2 separate regions of the Homo sapiens genome follow, and region 2 is linked to region 1. Evidence: chromatin contacts called from ENCODE Hi-C or POLR2A ChIA-PET data. All regions are on one chromosome and are shown on one strand. The core of a region is the stretch at or near the end of the contact, and the rest is flanking DNA. Distances in the headings are between cores, read along the strand shown. Region 1 has its middle 92 kb from the start of LINC02643. Region 2 has its middle 58 kb from the start of LINC02643.

Evidence for each region. A loop is a pair of places that touch in the nucleus more often than their neighbours do. ChIA-PET counts read pairs that join two places held with the same protein, here RNA polymerase II (POLR2A). Pooled maps may share reads with other maps.
Region 2: a pooled map shows a loop between it and region 1 (2.2-fold over the local background). The contact joins two enhancer-like sites. A Hi-C loop is called at or near these places in 2 of 168 maps with a recorded cell type or tissue (Caco-2 and left ventricle myocardium superior) and 2 of 50 pooled maps. POLR2A ChIA-PET finds 5 or more read pairs at or near these places in 5 of 52 experiments (GM12878, H1, Panc1 and 2 more).

What each region holds. Positions count from the first base shown.
Region 1 is chr10:21,277,321-21,283,636 of GRCh38, reverse strand. It overlaps a transcript of NEBL not described here. Among named protein-coding and RNA genes, the nearest start is that of LINC02643, 92 kb to the left of the region's middle. RefSeq lists enhancers at 463-1,139, 1,140-1,818, 4,645-4,764. Within about 2 kb of position 4,741, at least 3 of the 41 ENCODE cell types and tissues checked have a DNase peak (open chromatin) inside an H3K27ac peak, as active enhancers do.
Region 2 is chr10:21,311,944-21,317,941 of GRCh38, reverse strand. No RefSeq gene overlaps it. Among named protein-coding and RNA genes, the nearest start is that of LINC02643, 58 kb to the left of the region's middle. Within about 2 kb of position 1,946, at least 15 of the 41 ENCODE cell types and tissues checked have a DNase peak (open chromatin) inside an H3K27ac peak, as active enhancers do.

The DNA of each region.
Region 1 (6,316 bases), core at 3,492-5,991:
GGTGTGTTACATGGAATATAATAGAATATATGTACTCTATAACCTTTCTAAAACCAAAAATCATCCAAATTCTGGAATACCACAGGCTCCAAAGTTATAGGGAAGGGGTCCAGATCCAGACCCCAAGAGGCGGTTCTTGGATCTCACGCAACAAATAATTCAGGGGGAGTCTGTAGAGTAAAGTGAAAGCAAGTTTATTAGGAAAGTAAAGGAATAAAAGAATGGCTACTTTGTATACAGGGCAGCCCCAAGGGCTGCTGGTTGCCCGTTTTTATGGTTATTTCTTGATGATATGCTAAACAAGCGGTGGATTATTCATGCCTCCCCTTTTTAGACCATATAGGGTAACTTCCTGTTGTTGCCATGGCATTTATTTGTAAACCGTCATGGCGCTAATGGGAATGTAGCAGTGAGGACAACCAGAGGTCACTCTTGTTGCCATTTTGGTTCTGGTGGGTTTTAGCTGGCTTCTTTACCGCAATTTTTTTTTTTTTTTTTTTTGAGACACAGTCTTGCCCTGTCGCCCAGGCTAGAGTGCAGTGGCATGATCTCTGCTCACTGCAACCTCTGCCTCCTGGGTTCAAGCTATTCTCCTGCCTCAGCCTCCCAAGTAGCTGGGCTTACAGGTGCATGCCACCATGCCTGGCTAATTTTTTAAAATTTTTTGTATTTTCAGTAGAGAAGGGGTTTCACCATGTTGGCCAGGCTGGTCTCGAACTCTTAACCTCAGGTGATCTGCCTGCCTCGGCCTCCCAAAGTGCTGGGATTACAGGCGTGAGCCACTGCGCCCTGCCTATTGCAACCTTTTTTTAATCAGCAATATCTTTATGACCTGTATCTTGTGGTGACCCTTTATGTCATCCTGTGACTTAGAATGCCTTAACTGTCTGGGAATGCAGCCCAGTAGGTCTCAGCCTCATTTTACCCAGCTCCTATTCAACATGGAGTTGCTCAGAGGTTCACACGCCTCTGACAATATGACCTGTTGTAAAATGGTCTTTCTTCAGCCTCTAGTTCCTCACTGCACAGTCCCTATTAATTCAATATATGGCTTTGTTCCTCAGGCTCCAGCTGAACTTTCTGTCATCAATGCTTCTTTTTGCTTCTTCTTCTTTTTTTTCCCCCCTGCCTTTGGCCTTAACTTCTTGATCTGGTGGCAAAGGTATGACTTCGTCCTTCCTGGGAGCTCTTTCCTTGGCATCATTCCCTGACACTATGGTAGCCGTCCCTCCCTTTTGCCTCTGTGACCAAAGCTTGGTTTTGTTTGTTTGCACCTTTCCTTAGGTTTGTGCTCCCTACGGAGCCTCTTGCATTGTAGGTACTAATAAATATTTGTAATGAAGGAATTCCCCAAGGCCTGGATTGCTGCTCTCTACCCCCGCAGAGAGCTCATCCATTCACAGCAGTCACCGGCTGGGCAGAGGCTCCTAAATCTACATATTCACTTCTGACCTGTCACTGGAATTCCTCTTCCATTGTTGCAGATGTTTACTGATCTCTTTGGCTAACTGTCTTGCTAGCACCTCATTTTCAACCTCTCCCTTCAAAAGTCTCACATACGCACAAATCCCACACTTGCATCTATAGGAATGGGAAGAAATTGGTAGGCTGGAGGAATGGTTGTGGGACAGAAGGAGGGAAACTTTTAAAACAATTGCATCTTTTGTTTGTTGTACCTTCACGTGTATTACTTAAAAAGAAAGGAATTTATTTTTCAAAAGGAAAAGTTACATGACATTCTGGAAAAGGCAAAACTATGGATACAGTAAGAAGACTGTTGGTGACTAGGGGCTTGAAGGGACGGAGGGATGAGAAGGGGGAGGACAGAGGACTTTTAGGGCAGTGAAATTATCCTGTAGGTTCCTTTAAATGGGGGATGTGCATCATTATGCATTTTTCCAAATCCATAGAATGCACAACACAGACAGAACCCCCAAAGTAAACTATGGACTCCAGGTGATCGTGATATGTTAACGTAGGTTTATGTAGGTAACAAATGTCCCACACTGGTGTGGGATGTCAGGATGTGGATGGTGGGGAGGATGAATGTGTGTTTGGGGAGGGGCTGTGCGGGAACTCTGCACATTTTACCCCATTTCATGTCAACCTAAAATGGCTCTAAAAATGTCTATTAATTATAAAAAAAAAAAGAAAGAAAGAAAAGGAAAGACAAGCAGCAGAGAGTGGTGGTGTGTACCTGTAATCCCAGCGAGTTGGGAGGCTGAGGCAGGAGGATTACTTGAGGCAAGGAGTTTGAGACCAGCCTGGGCAATATAGCAAGATCCCTTCTCTCTAAAAACACACACACAAAAAACCCCAAAACCAAAAAACAAGGGCTTGCACTGGGCCAGAATGCTTGGTATTTTGTGCTGGAAGCTCACTATATTTACACTAATTAGAGTCAGTGCAGACAAACTGATTATTCATAAAAGGAGGAAGTAGTTCACTCACTCAGGCTGGATTCACTAGATCCCTGTTGACAGCTCAGGCCTCCAGGTCTGGTGAATCCCAGGCATTTTGTCTTTCCTTTGGAAGAGCATTTGTGCTTGACCTCTGCCATGACTCTGTGGGTTGGGCCTCCTTTAGCTCATCCCTGGAATACTCTAACAGTCTTCTAAATATTTGAACATATCTGCCTATTTCTCTACCATCCTATACAATATCATCAGATTAAGATGCATTTCTTCCTGTTACTTCTCACCTTAAAAAATCTACAATGCTTGGCTGGGTGAGGTGGCTCACGCCTGTAATCACAGCACTTTGGGAAGACGATGTGGGCAGATCACCTGAGGTCAGGAGTTTGAGACCAGCCTGGCCAACATGGTGAGACCCTGTCTCTACTAAAAATACAACAATTAGCCATGCGCGATGGTGTGTGCCTGTAATCCCACCTACTCGGGAGGCTGAGGCAGGAGAATCGCTTGAACCTGGGAGGTGGAGGTTACAGTGAGCAGTGAGCTAGGATTGCACCACTGCACTCCAGCCTGGGCAATAGGCAAAAAAAAAAAAAAAAAAAAGGAAAAAGAAAAACCAAAAATACCTACAATGCCCCTTACATGAAGTCTTGGCTCTTTCTTGACTCTGGGGGACCCCTGTTCACCATCCACACCTCCTAGGCCACTGTCTTTTTCAGTCACCCCCAATACAACCTCCCACCTTCCTATCTGCCTTTTGTATCTCTCTGGGCTGGCATGCCTAGAATCTTTCTCCCCATTCATTGCTCTTTGCCCGAAATCCAACTCCTAAAGGGACTTACAATTCTTTTGTTCTACTGCCTAGGGCAGTGGTATAAACTCATACATTTAACAGCTTGATTTTTTTTGGTTGGGTATGTATGGGAGCATATGGGTGATCCATTTCACATGTAGAAATGAGAATTGCACCCCTGGAAGAGATGGTCATGTGACTTCGGCCCATGTGTTCTGGAACCCATGCTGGTTCCATTTTGCTATAGGGGCATCACGGGGATTTATGCTTGGACTGGAACGAACCGTGGAAAGACCCCAGGTGACCCTAATCTGCAAGATCCACTTGGGTTCTAGGCAGCCTCAATCAGAAGATTATTTCAAAACTGGCTTTTTTTTAGGGTCTTTAGGGGACTTTTTGGCTTCTCTTAAGCGGCAGAGAAGCTTTAGAGTTTGGGCAATAAAGTATAAAATTAACCTCTGGGTTTTGGTCCATTTCTGTTTCTAAGAAGTAGATCTGATACTTCCCTTGTCAGCTTTTATAACTCTTGCAAAGCTCAAGAGAGACAAGAATACCAATGAATCATATGAACCAGGTGGCAGCAAATGATGGCCCGTGGGACACATTTAGCCTGCTGCTTGTTTTTGTACAGCCCACAAACTAAGAATGGTTTTTACTTTTTTTTTTTTTTTTTATATGGATTCTGGCTCTGTCACCCAGACTGGAGTGCAATGATGCGATCTTGGCTCACTGCAGCCTCTGCCTCCCAGGTTCAAGTGATTCTCATGTCTCAGCCTCCTGAGTAGCTGGGATTACAGGTGCCTGCCACCATGCCCAGCTAATTTTTTGTATTTTTAGGTTTTGCCATGTTGGCCAGGCTGGTCTCGAACTCATGACCTCCAGTGATCCGCCCTTCTTGGCCTCCCAAACTGCTGAGATTACAGGCATGAACCACTGTGCCTGGCCTATATTTTTAAAGTGTTGAAACAAAAAATAGGCCAGGCATGGTGGCCTGTAATCCCAGTGCTTTAGTAGGCTGAGGCGGGAGGATTGCTTGAGGCCAGAAGTTAGAGGTTACAGTGAGCTACTCATGCCACTGCACTCCACCCTAGGCAACAGAGGGAGCAGAGGGAGACTGTCTAAAAAAAAAAAAAAAAAAAATTGAAAAAATAAAAAGATGGCTATTTTTGTGACATGTGAACATTATATGAAATTCAAATCTTGGCATCCATAAATAAAGTTTTATTGGAATGCAGCCAGGCTGGTTGGTTTACTTACTGCCTATAGCTGCTTTTGTTCTTCCATGTCAGAGTTGAGGCTATGCAACAGAGACGGTATGATGTGTAGAGCCTAAATAGTAAATATCCAGCCCACACAGAGAAATTCTGCCCGCCTCTGTAAGGCACAGTACACACATAAGACATGCTTGTTGTAGCTGTGATCTTTCTTCATGGCGCTGGGGCTATGAACTATCTAATTGCTAAGATTCTGGAGGTGCAGGGCCTCAGGGAGGTGCCATGCACATACAATACAAGGGGTATAGCGCCCCCTGGAGGCAACGTTGGATTTGAAGCAGCCAGTGTGGTGGACAGGCCTTGCGGGGAGTGAGGAGGCCTGATTCTAACCTTGGCCCTGCAGAGAACTCCCTGGCTATGTAACTCAGGGGCAGATCTCACCGAACTTCTCTGGGCCTCAAATCCACATCTGTAAAAGGAAGGGGTTGTACTCTCAATGGTTCTAAAACTCCTTCTCTTCCTCTGTCCCTTCCTTTCTGCATTCTTCTTGGCAGAATCCTTTCCTCAAATCAGTGCTCCGATAGACCCCTAATACAGTAAACAGCTGAAGGTGGAGAGTCTCTGTTGGAAGTGGGTCTTGGCCTAAGCCTCCCTCATTGACCCATGATGACTGCACAGAAGAGATTTCCAAACTCCTCCCAGCCCTAGCAGTTATGGGTCCAGGGCCTCATCACTGAGAACAGCCCCACACCAGTTTACTTTTCATTTTTTAGAGTGAGGGTTTTACTCTGTCACCTAGCCTGGAGTGCAGTGGTGCCATCATAGCTCACTGAAGCCTCGACGTCCTGGGCTCAAGTGATCCTCCTGCCTCAGCCTCCTGAGTAGCTGGGATGATAGGTGCACGCCACCACACCTAGCTCATGTTTTTATTTTTATTCTGTAGAGACGGCGTCTTGCTGTGTGGCCAGGCTGGTCTTGAACTCCTGGGCTCAAGCAATTCTCCCGCCTCAGGCTCCCGAGTAGCTGGGACTGCATGTGTGCACCACCATGCCCGGCTCAAATCAGATCTTTGCATGCATGCTTTGAGGCCACATATTCTGGTTCAGTCAACCAGAATGTTCTGTGGTGCTGGCGTTTCCCAATCATCCCTCACATGTTGTTAGTAGTAATAGTAGCAGCTAAAATTTACTGAGCACTTACTGCTTTCCAGATAACTAGGCGAAGCCTCAAGGGGTCTTTTGTCATTGAATATAGACAACAGCTCAATGAAGTAGGTGCTATAATTACTCCCAGTTTACAAACAAGAAGAGGTAGGAGGACTACTTGAGCCCAAGAGTTGGAGGCCAGCCTGCCTAACACCTGCAAGACACCTTGTCTCTTAAAAAAGAAAGAAAGAAAGAAAAAAATGACTTTCATAAAACCAATGGACAAGGTGTTAAAAACAGTCCTGGAAGACTATGTTAACATGGAAAGGCCCAAAGCATTGTGTCAGAAGAATCATTACCTGGGACTGAAATAGAATGCAAGAGGCAGGGAATGACAATTGGTCACAGTAACAGAAGATAATGATTTCTGAGCACTGGGTAGCACCAATGACTAACTGTATGTTCTGTCCCATGCACCCACACAGCAATACATGTTATTGATCCTATCACTATTTCCATTTGACCAATGTGGAAACTGAAGCCTAGAAAGGTTAAGTTTTGGGCCAGGCACAGTGGCTTATGCCTGTAATCCCAGCACTTTGAGAGGCAAAAGTGGGTGGATCACTTGAGGTCAGGAGTTCGAGACCAGCCTGGCCAACATGGGGGAAACCCAGTTTCTACTAAAAATACAAAATTTAGCCAGGAGTGGTGGTGGGCACTCGTAATCCCAGCTACTTGGAAAGCTGAGGC
Region 2 (5,998 bases), core at 697-3,196, 37 kb before region 1:
GTGGAGGTGGGTGGATCATCTGAGGTCACGAGTTTGAGACCAGCCTGGCCCAAATGGTGAAACCCCATCTCTATTATAAATACAAAAACTAGCTGGACGTGGTGGTGGGTGTCTGGAATCCCAGCTACTCTGGAGGCTGAGGCAGGAGAATCGCTTGAACCTGGGAGGCAGAGGTTGCAGTGAGCCAAGATCGCACCATTGCACTCTAGCCTGGGGGACAGAGTGAGACTCCGTCTCAGAAAAAAAAAAAAAAAAAAAAGGCCGGGCGCAGTGACTCACGACTGTAATTCCAGCAGTTTGGGAGGCTGAGGCGGGTGGATCACCTGAGGTCAGGAGTTCAAGACCAGCCTGGCCAACATGGTGAAACCCTGTCTCTAATAAAAATATAAAAAATTTAGCCGGGTGTGGTGGTGGGCGCCTGTAATCGCAGCTACTCAGGAGGCTGAGGCAGAATTGCTTGAACCCAGGAGATGGAGGTTGCAGTGTGCCGACATGGTCCCACTGGACTCCAGCCTGGGCGACAGAGTGAGATTCCATCTCAAAAAAAAAAAAAGAAAAAGCCCCTCGTTGAAAACAGTGTGGAGATTATAAAAATAGAACCACCATACACTTCAGCAACCTTGCTACTGGGTATCTACCCCCGCAAAAAAAGAAATCATTTTATATATAAAAAAATACCTGTGCTCATATGTTTATTGCAGCACTATTCACAATAGCAGAGTCATGGAATCAACCTAAGTGACCATCAACGGAGGGCTGGCTAAAGAAAATGCACTCTAAATACACAACAGAGGCCGGGCGCCTGAAAATGCACTCTAAATACACAACAGTGGCTCACGCCTGTAACCCAGCACTTTGGGAGGCCGAGGCGGATGGATCACGAGGTCAGGAGATCAAGACCATCCTGGTTAACACGGTGAAACCCCGTCTCTACTAAAAATACAAAAAAAATTAGCCGGGCGTGGTGGTGGGCACCTGTAGTCCCAGCTACTTGGGAGGCTGAGGCAGGACAATGGCGTGAACCCGGGAGGCGGAGCTTGCAGTGAGCCAAGATCGCGCCACTGCACTCCAGGCTGGGCGACAGAGCGAGACTCCGTCTCAAAAAAAAAAAAAAAAAATACACAACAGAATACTATTCAGGCATAAAAAAGAAACAATGTCTTTTGCAGCAACATGGATGGAACTGGAGTCCATTATCTTAAGTGAAAGAACTCAGAAACAGAAAGACATTGCATGTTCTCACTTATAAGTGGGAGTTGAATAATATGGACCCAGGGACATAGAATGCAAAATAATAGACGCTGGAGACTTGGAGGTGTAAGCGGGTGGGAGGGATGGGAGGTTGCTTGGTGGATATAAAGTGTGTTCTAGTGATGGATGCATTGAAGGCCTGTCTTCACCACAATGTGGTATATCAATGTAGCAAAATTCTACATGTACCCCATGAATAACAAATTCGATATAAACAATTAAATATGAAACAAACAAAAATAAAAAACCAAAAAGTTCCCCAGTGCTTCTGGGGCATACACAGCAGGTTAGGGAGCTAGAAACACCATCTGTTGGTTGGTTTTGCCCTGTTTCTCTCACCCTGGGCAGTCTTGGGCAGCACAGCCTGGCTCCGAGGGTGAAGACTTGCCACAGTCCCAGGCTGGGGTGATGACAAGACCCCCTGAGGCCCCTGAGAGAGTCACTGTCTTGCTCCCTACATCTTCTGCAGGGCTGGCTCTGTGTTCTCTCTGCTTGGGCAAGGCTATGTGGGTTCCCGGGGCAGCCAGCAGAATCTGTCCTTGGAAGATGTGTGAAACTCTAATCTCAACTGGTTCTGTTCCGGCTGCCTGGTTCTTGGCCTCAGCTCAAGAATTCAAGGGTTAGTGGCGGAGGAGGCTCCTTTCTGCTCTGCATCTGGGGATGAATGGCTATTGCCCAGCAAGGCAAGGGGGAGGAGTCTAGGGGGGAGGTCAGGCTCTGACAGAGAGAGAGAGAGTGCACAAGAGAGAATGAATTAACCCATTAGTACCATTAACATTTTAGCATGGACTAATTGACCAGATGAGGTCTTTCTTTCCAGGGGTACAGATAGGTCTTTGACAGTCACAAAAACCCTAGAAAAAGGCCTGGAACCTCCTCTGTCTGCAACAAGAGGTGAGAATGGGCCAGGCACATTGGCTCACGTCTGTAACTCCAGCACTTCAGGAAGCCGAGGTGGGAGGATTGTTTGAGACCAGGAGTTTGAGACCAGCCTGGGTAACATAGTAAGACCCTGTCTCTAAAAAAAAAAATTAGTGGGGTGTAGTGGCACAGGCCTGTAGTCCCAGCTAAGGAGGCTGAGGTGGAGGATTGCTTGAGCCTGGAGGTCAAGGCTGCAGTGAGTCATGATCATACCACTACACTCCAGCCTGGGCAAGCCCTTTCCTGCTCTGGCATTTGCTTGTGAATACTGATTGCTCTCCGACATGTGCCAGATACTCTTCTAGGCACACAGTGAGCAGGACAGATGAGGCTCAGCTCTGGTGGGGCTCACATCCTAGTGCTCACCATCGAAGCTGCCTGAGGAAGGAAGTCCTGAGGCTGGGTCACCCCAGAGCAGACCACCAGGCTCTGGATGAAATACAAGACAAGCAACCTTTCCTTCTTGTCATTCTCAGGGCTGTCTCTGAGCCTGAGCAGCCAAAACCCGCGTGGGAGCAGATGCAGAGATGGACAATGTCACTCTCCCATACCCGAGTGCAGCCACCCACGGGGAGGCAGGGGTGGGGTGGGGGGACGTTCCTGGGGGGTTCAGCCCGGTGGGTGTGGCTGTCCCTGAGTGCCCGTGCACTTCAAAGACACTGGCTCCGGGGTCATAGGAGTCAGCTGTTAGCATCGGGCTTAATAAAGGAGGCCAAAGGCTGGAGAGACACCCAAGGCCTTAAAGGATTAAAAACAGGAAAAATATATACGAATCAGGGGCTGGGTTTGCATTTCATAGACGGGTAATGTTATGATAAAGGTTTGGGCTTTGGATTTGTAAAGTGTTGGATTCAATAAGAAGAATCTGTCTTTGGCTTTTGTTGTACAGGAAACTGAAACAGGCTAATATTGAAGGTGTAAAGGGAATGTACAAAGGATTCAAAAGGAGGCCAGGAAACCCAGCAAGAAAGGAAAAGAAGAACCAATTAGTGTGTATATATATATGGAAGCTAATTTTCATATGAGAAAGTGAGAGATTCTTACTTTAGAAACTGACAGTTACTAAGGGCCTGTGCTTAGTTATTTGCAGTTTCTCCCTGCCTCTCCCATGGAAAATTAATCAATTTCTCTTCCTTTCATTCTTCTCTTCTCATTCTTTGCATGCCTTTGCTTTCACCTCTCCCCTGCCTCAATCCTGCAAATGCCAGAGTCCAAAAAACTATTATGCTGCTGGAGAGACCGCAAGGACAAAAGTGGAGACTATTTGAAAAACAAAGTCATGGACTCCTACGGCTGGAGAGGACCCAGAGCCTCCCCCAACCTTCCTCTCCTCCCCTCTGGCTGCTGCCAGATCGCACCTGACCCGCCCAGGAAAACGGGCCTCTTTGCTTTTTGAAGAACTCCAGAGGAGAGCCCCTGATCTCCCTTGATAACTTATCCCAAGTCTGATATCCTCATTGGCAGAGATTATTTTCCAGCTTAAATCACTCGTGTGGAAGCCGAAGCTCATTGCCTTTTGTTCTGTCCTTGCTGGAGATGGTGAACAGCTGGTCTCCATTCTCGGAGGAATATCGCTTTAAACCTTGCAGGCCATTGTTAAGTGGCCTCTAGGCTTTCTCTTCTCCTGACTAAGAATCATAGCTTCTTTTCCCCATTCCTCATGGGTCCTATTTTCCAGCCCCTCTCACATCTTTGTTCTTTGAATGCGCTCAGGTTTTTCTAAGATATTCCCCTTTGGAAGATGTTTGAAGGAAAACAACAGAAGGGTCTTTAGACGTACTAAGTACTGGCAGTCCCTCTCACCTTACCATAAGCCTCGCTGTTTCCACTGGTTGAGTGGCTTCTGGGGCCTTGCCTTCCTGGGGCCAGGCTGTGCGCGAGGACCGAGCAGCCGGTCCTGTGTTGAGCTCATTGGCTTGACCACAGGCCAGTGCTGTCCCAAAGAGCAAGAGGCCCCAGCACAGCTGGGGGCTCACCTGAACTGAAAATCATGTCTGACATTTGTACAGCTCTTAAATACTTACTAAATAGAGAATCATCAGCCTGGGCAACATAGTGAGACCCTATCTCTAAAAAAATAATAACTTGCGGTCCTAGCTATTTGGGAGGCTGAGGTGGGAGGATCACTTGAGCCCAGGAGCTCAAGGCTGCAGTGAGCTATGACTGAGCAACTGTACTCCAGCATGGGCAACAGAGCAAGACCCTGTCTCTAAATAACTAAATAAATAGCCTATTGTCGCCGGGCGCAGTGGCTCACGCCTGTAATCCCAGTACTTTGGGAGGCCGAGGTGGGCGGATCACAAGGACAGGAGATCAAGACCATGGTGAAACCCCATCTCTACTAAAAATACAAAAAATTAGCTGGGCGCGGTGGCGGGCGCCTGTAGTCCCAGCTACTCGGGAGGCTGAGGCAGGAGAAAGGCGTGAACCCAGAAGGCAGAGCTTGCAGTGAGCCGAGATTGCGCCACTGCACTCCAGCCTGGGCAACAGAGCGAGACTCCATCTCACAAATAAAATCAAATAAATAGCCTATTGTCTCATTCAGAAGAAAAAATTAAGTTCAGCAAAATCTAATGGTTATGTTGAAATCAGCGATGGCTTGTGTACTTTGTCTTGTTAGGTGGGTAGGGGGAGGTGGAGGCTGAAGTGAGGAGGAATTGGGGTGCTCTAGGATGTAAGCTTGAGGCTCCAGGTGGAAGACTGGGGATGGGTAAGTGTGAAGGCCTGTGGGGTGGTAGAGGAACAGATGTTCAAACAGAAACGAAGGAATCTGCTTGCCAGATGTTGGGACAATGGGTTGATGGAGGCTAGAAGGGAAAGACTTACAACGAGGCAGATATAAAAAGGGAGGACTGTGTGGTGCAGAATCATAGATACCAGAGGCTGGGAAGGAGGTGTGGGTGGGAGGGGGAGGAAGAGAGGTTGTGAATGGGCAGGAACATGCAGTTAGGCAGAAGAAACAAGTTCTGTTTTTTGTGTGTGTTTTTTTTGAGATCAAATTTCACTCTTGTTGCCCAGGCTGGAGTGCAATGGCGCGATCTTGGCTCACTGCAACCTCTGCCTCCCGGGTTCAAGCGATTCTCCTGCCTCAGCCTCCTGAGTAGCTGAGATTACAGGCATGTGCTACCATGCTGGCTAATGTTTTTGTATTTTTAGTAGAGACGGGGTTTCTCCATGTTGGTCAGGCTGGTCTCGAACTCCCGACCTCAGGTGATCTGCCTGCCTTGGCCTCCCAAAGTGCTGGGATTACAGGCGTGAGCCACCACGCCTGGCCTAGAAGAAACAAATTATGATGTTTGATAGTGGAGCCGACTATAGCCAGCAAGAATGTGTAGTATATTTCAAAGCAGATAGAAGAGAGGACTTGAAATATTTCCAACACATAGAAATGATAAATATTTGGCCAGGTGCAGTGGCTCACGCCTATAATTGTAGCATTTTGGGAGGCTGAGGTGGGTGGATCGCCTGAGGTTAGAAGTTTGAGACCAGCCTGACCAACATAGTGAAGCCCCGTCTCTACTAAAAATACAAAAATTAGCCGGGTGTGGTGGCACACGCCTGTAATCCCAGCTACTCAGGAGGCTGAGGCAGGAGAATCACTTGAACCTGGGAGGCAGAGGTTGCAGTGAACTGAGATTGTGCCATTGCACTCCAGCCTGAGCAACAGAGCAAGACTCCATCTCAAAAAAAAAAAAAAAAAGATAAATACTCAAGGTAATGGGTGATGGAGTTGTTCACCTCTCTACATATTCTATGCATGTAGCAAATACATGTACCCCATAAACATGTAAAATATTATGTATCAATAGGAAAAAATGTGAAAGAG